Regions from separate parts of the Homo sapiens genome. Here region 2 is linked to region 1. A link is an interaction called in ENCODE POLR2A ChIA-PET data of the cell type or tissue named here. Cell type or tissue: MCF 10A. All regions are shown on one strand. Each heading gives the region's core, and the rest is flanking DNA. Links, peaks and the distances in the headings are about the cores only. Region 1 overlaps PLEKHA6 (pleckstrin homology domain containing A6). Region 2 overlaps SLC26A9-AS1 (SLC26A9 and RAB7B antisense RNA 1).

Region 1 (2,906 bases), core at 191-2,690:
CAGCAGGGTAGGTACTATTATTACCCCTGCTGTACAAGTGAGGAAACTGAACCAGAGAGAAGTTAAGTTGCCACACAGCTAAGAAGTAGCAGGGCCTGGATTTGAACTCTGCTTCCCAAGTCTGGACTTGGAACCACTGGACTACAGCGTCTGTTTCACTTTGCAGCCAACTTCTTGCATAGCAGGGGAAGGCCGGCCCTCGGAAGTTTTGGCCACTGAGGAGGTGGCCTTGTCTGTGACAGAAGTGGCTCCATAAGTGTGGCCTCATAGGCACTCGCCTCAAGCAATTTAATTTTCAAGTGGCTTGAATTCAGGAAACAATAACTCCAGGGTCACAATATAAAGTCCAGAGCTTTCTACTACAATAGCTGGCGATAATAAACTTGGTTAACAGGCTCATAGCATATAATGCATTAAGTACTCGTTTAATTTGAACAGTACAAACCTGACCAGATGACATTACATCTCTCCCATACCCTTTATTCTGGAAGACTCGGGTTGTTTCTGAGCACGTCTCGTTTCATTTTCTCCATGGTCCAGAGATGTTAGGAGGGGAATATTCTCTGACTTGCCAGAGGCCACTCTATGAGTGAGCCCGCAGTGCAGAGAGGGAAGGTTTCCGGTCCAGTAAATGGGAGAACAGAAAATCAGGTAATCTCCATCTCCAAGTTCCTGTGGTCCCTAGCTCTCCCAGTCTGCCCTTGCTTCCTTCCCATCTTGATAACTATGCAAAGTCCCCCAAAAACAAGGTACTCGGTTCATCTCTAGAACTGACCCTGTGCCACATCAACCCAGTGGACACTTCTGGTGGGAAGGAAAGAGGAGAAAGAAGACGGGAGTGGGCTGTAACTGTGGAATCACTCTCCTTTCCCCGTGAGGCGCCCACAGTCCTTTCCTGTGCTATGGAACATTTCATAACACTGGGAGCAGGAGGAGGAGCAGGCTGTCAGTCTTATAGACTGTTTCCTCCAAAATTCCGTGTCCTATTCACTGTCCTTACAAATGAGAGCTGGCTAACTATCTCCTCATACTGGGTACAACCCATGACTTTTCATATCTTTTCATTCTGTGATAAGCCCCAAACATACATTATTTTTTTAAAAACTGAGGAAATTGAGATCAAGAGACATTAAGAGACTTACTCATTGTCACAACTGTGTGAACATAAGCGAGGGAGGATCCCATTAAGGCGGGCTTCTTTTAGAGCTAGTAGGCACTTCTAGTCCCCATACATCCCCTGTCCCCACCCAACAGGAGTGGTCCCTCCCTCCTGTGCGCTTTGTCTGTAAGTCAGAAGCAGGTATTTCTGAGTCACGCCTGTTGTCCTGCATTGCAGTCATTTGTTTACATGTCTGCCTCCCCCACAGCACTCTGAGTTCCTTGAGGGCAGTGGCCGTGTCTTACTCATCTTTGCATTCCTGGTATCTGGCATATAAACATTTCTCAATAAATATTTGGGGAAGAAAGGGAGGAAAGGGAGGACAGAAGGGAGACATACAGAGGGAGGAAAGAGAGAAGGGAGAAAGGGACAGGGCGGGCAGGGATGAGGAGGGAGGGAGGAAGAGTGGGTGAGTGGGTACCAGGAGCTCATGGTCATCTCAAACCAGTTCAATGGAATCATGGTACACCACCCTCTGCGGGTCTAATTCTAACAGGGACGAGTGGAACAGGCTGCCCTACTAGAGTCCATCTGGGATATCACTAGAGAGCACTAGTAGCAGAGTGGCCTTTCAGCCACCAAGGGGCCAGGAAGCCACAAGACTTAAGACACTGCTGCCCCATCATCCTTATTCTCTCCTTTCCCACCATAAGGAAGGGAACAAAGAACCAGCTGCCTCTTCCCTGGGGGAATGCTATGCTCCACCACCCCTTCATGCCTCCATGTCCACCTATTTAATGGAGGCTCGGTGCTGTCTTGGGTGATGGAAGTGGATTTAGGAGGATGGTGGCATGCAATGTACACTGGGTAGACCCCTCCACTTGACTCCCAACCCTCGAGGTAGGGGTGAGCATGGGGGGTGCTTCTTAGGTGGGGAGCTGGTGCCAGCAGGGCCCTGAGGAAGGAGCCATGCCCTCCATCTGGATTCACCATACTCGCAGCTCAGCTCCCCAGGAGACTGTGGGTGGGAAGGAGCAGTGGCTTCTATAGGAAGGGGCTCTGAGAAGGCTTGGTGCCTGCATGACTCAGGGAAACAACTAGAAACCATAACTTAGCAACTTGGCTTCTCTCTGGAATTTCCCTGGGGCAAAGAGATAGGGAAACTTTCGGTCAGCCCTGTTTATGCTGAGCCCATGTGGGGCCCCACAGCTCCTCCTTCTTTTCTGGAAAGTTCTGGGTCCCCTATCTCTCCCCACATGGCTATTGCTCATACATCAACTGCTCCCTCCACGTGCTCTGTGGAGACCTCCTGTACGCACAGCACACTGGGCTGGCCTGCAGCACTCTTGGAGCTCGATCTCTAGGGTATGTGTGTGTAGAATGGGGAGTGGGAGAGAGGGGTTCTTAGCCTTCCCCCAAAAAACCCAGAATAATGCCATTACATTCTGCAAAGCCTGCCTGATCTCTTTTGAAAAACATGTTCTGAAGCCAAGTCTGGTACATGCCAGGCAGCCCAGCACCTGGAAATGAAGCAGGAGGCTATTTCCAAGGGATCTTGTAGCTTCTCCTTTGTGCCAAAGAAGGGGGCAGATGATGAAGGGGGAGGTCCAGGCTCAATCACACTAGGCTCTTTAAATGGACAAGGCTGTTGTTTCGGGTCAGAATATGGAATAGTGTTACCCAGAGGCCATGGCTGCCCACAAGGATGGTAGAGGGAGTCAGGCAACATCACCAGGACTGTCCACTACATAAAGCACCACTCAGGGGAAGCCAAAGGCACTGAACTCTCATTCTGACCTCACAGCTA
Region 2 (2,906 bases), core at 142-2,641, 1.6 Mb after region 1:
TTTGCAAGAACAGAGTCTTGTAGCAGGGGCTGCTCCAGTTCACATTGGAGGGAAGGGAGTGTGGAGGGGCATGTGTCTACCATGAGAGTTTGGGGGACAAGTCCAGAAATTTATCAGCACCCCTCTGCAAAGTAAACCTCCTATTGCTGTGGGGTTTTTTTACCTGCCAAGGTCAGGGTACTTAGTTCCCTGATTCTACCCTCCCCCTTTCCAGCAACCTTGCCAGAACTGATCACTGAGGGCTAAGGCGGAGCTGGTAGCAGGGTCAAGGATAGGCTTGCAGCCCTAGAGAAGGGGCATGTCCACCCTAGGAAGGAGACTGGAACCAAGCCAGGGCTTTAGTCTGGGACACACTCAGGTGCCCTGACCAGCCTAAACTCCACTCTCCAACTGGGATTGGAGTCAAGTGTGAACTGTGCATGGGATTCCCTGAGCAAAGTGGGCCCAGTGTGAGGGTAGAGGAGGAAAACAGGGACTGGCCTGCTGGGACCTCAGCTGGGGCCATTTCTCTGGGTCTCCCGGCACAGCAGGCAGGCCCTAGGTAGGTGTGACAAAGGCTGGCTGAGTGGCGCTGGGGTCCAACCCTCAAGAAGTACCTTCACCCCCAGAGTACAGGAAACAGGTCACCGAGTGAGTGGGTTCTTGGTCAGCTGGGGCTAATTCCTGTCAGCCCTCCAGGACTGTGCTCTGGCCTGGCCTGCTCAGAGGGCCGCATTGTTCCCTGGGAGCCTCTTGAGCATTTAGCTTGTCTTGTCCTGCTGGTACATTCATTGGCTGTGATTCCTGCTGAAGACATCTTCGGGGGCAGGCAGGACGCCAAGCTTGCGGGCAGGACTTGAGCTGTTCCACCGAGCAGGGAGCTCAGAGGCAGCAGGGACTCGCCAGCCTGGGATGTGACCATCTGGGGCTGTTTGCCAAGGGCAGGAGCAAGTTTGCCTGAGAAGTTCTGACACCCCCACTGGCCCTGGCAAGGAGACTGAGTGCAGGCTCTGTGTGCAACCGGAGTGTCCTGAGATTGGCTCTGTCCCCCCCAGAAACAAGCTGTGTGATTATGGGTGAGTTAATAAACTTCCCTGAGCTCTTGGCCTCCTCATCTGCAAGATGTGGGTACCAGCAGCACCTACCTCAGAGTGACTTTGGGAATATTAAACAAAGTAATGCATGAAAAGCACTTAGCTCAAGGTCTAACACTTCTCAGCCCCAGAGGGCCCAGCCCACTAACACTGCCCTTTCTCTATGCCCTCTCCCCATCCAGCTTGGATGGAATGCTCTCCCTTCTTGCCTCGGCTTCAGCACTTCAGCTAAAGCCACATCTCCCTGATGACTGCCGTGTGCTCTGGTTGTACCCACACTCCCACAGCACTCTCAGGTGGTAACTGCAGTTAGATACTTGACCACATGTTGTCAGGGATTTGGCTCTAATGGGAGGCTTCATTCCTGGAGCATAAGATTTGGGATGTTTGCTTGTTTTGTCTCCTTTGCGGACCAAAACATACTAAGCATTTTAACAAGAGTGCTTACCTGTTGACTGAACGTCCCATCCTGAGTCCTGCCCCTGGGCAATTAGAATAACCATAATTTATTGTGGTTGTAGTTATGCTCTTTGGAGATCCAAGGGTTCCAAAGATGTGCTTCAGTTGCAGCCACACCCCACCAGCTGGTGAGCTCATGTGATTGCGACTTACCCACATTTTGCTGGCTTGTGTCCCCTCCCTCTGACTCAGAGCTCGTGTCCTTCCTCAGCTATAGTTTGCCGTGGTTATGCTTGGGAGTCTCTGGGGTGTCTCTGGGTAGACTCTTCTGCTCCAGACTTGTTCTTACTGTCTCTTGCCCATGGGTCATGAAGACAGGGTCCCTCCTGAGAATTCTGCTCTCCTGCTCTGGTGCCATGTGCCGGAGCTCCAACCCTTGAGGGCCCAGCATCTCAGGGCACACTATGACCAGCTGCCACATCATGTACCATGCAGAAGTGTGGGTCGTGGCATCTCTCCAATCTGTGTCACACTGTGTTGTCCCAACCCTGATGGTGCTATGGTGCAGACTGCTAGCTATCCACCGTCAGAGACTGCATTGTGGTAGGACACGTGGTGGCCAAGTGGGACTCTACTTTCCAGCCTTCCTTGTAATGAGGTGTGGCCATGTGGCTGAGTCTTCACTGGACTGTGGAATGGAGAATGAGGCCGGCCACTTACAGGTCTGGGTCTTGAGTTGTTGGGCATGCTTCCTGCATGCCCTCTCCTCTTCCTGCCAGCTGGAGCCTAGATGTGGTGGGGACCCAGATTTCACTATGCATGATAACAATGGCCTGGCAAGTGGGAAAGCAACAGGGGGAAGGAACCTGGGCCTGTGAATGACCTCAGGAAGCTGAGAATGCCAGCAGCCAGGACTGCTCACTTTGAGACTCACTAGTGTCCCAAGAAGAGAAAAACTCCTATATTCTGTAATCTACTGTATTGAGGTTCTCTTTATAATGGGACATTAGTCTTTAACACACACATGGGTCCTGAGTCTCATTAAGTCCCTGGTGAGAACAGCTCTTTCTGCTTCTGCTGTAGTCCTGCACCGTCCCCCCAACCCCCTCTCTAAGGGCTGGATGGAACCCAAGGGCCTAGCTGGGGAAAGAGGTCATAGAAGCCCATTTCCTGAGTTCTTCTCTGCACCAAGGGATTTGATCACAGGGACTCTTCCTTTCCTGTAAATAGAGGTCTGGAGGACCTTTGATTCACTAGCTCATCAGACCTACCCAGACTCTGGATTCTAGTATAGGGTCTTCCAGGTCACCTAGCCCTGTGCATCTTTAACAATGGAAGCTTGGTAATTAATGCCCCAGCATAAGTTAAGCCTCATTGGATGAGGGCATAGTCTTCCTGCTTGGCTCACCTCTGTCTCCTGCTTAGAGTGAGAAG

Evidence for each region. ChIA-PET counts read pairs that join two places held together with the same protein. Peaks named below come from ENCODE experiments on the same cell type or tissue, not always from the same donor. Only the 100,000 strongest peaks of a DNase experiment are listed, where the experiment ranks them.
Region 2: POLR2A ChIA-PET joins it to region 1 with 5 read pairs; 1 of 35 experiments calls an interaction of 5 or more read pairs at or near these places.

Annotation. Positions count from the first base shown.
Region 1 is chr1:204,318,321-204,321,226 of GRCh38, forward strand. The region is part of intron 1 of PLEKHA6 (pleckstrin homology domain containing A6); the gene reads right to left. Among named protein-coding and RNA genes, the nearest start is that of PLEKHA6, 40 kb to the right of the region's middle. In MCF 10A, for the core only: no CTCF peak of the experiment used is centred there; DNase peaks (open chromatin) are centred at 941, 1,361 and 2,231.
Region 2 is chr1:205,949,660-205,952,565 of GRCh38, forward strand. The region is part of intron 2 of SLC26A9-AS1 (SLC26A9 and RAB7B antisense RNA 1); the gene reads left to right. Among named protein-coding and RNA genes, the nearest start is that of SLC26A9, 7.7 kb to the left of the region's middle. In MCF 10A, for the core only: no CTCF peak of the experiment used is centred there; DNase peaks (open chromatin) are centred at 842 and 1,702.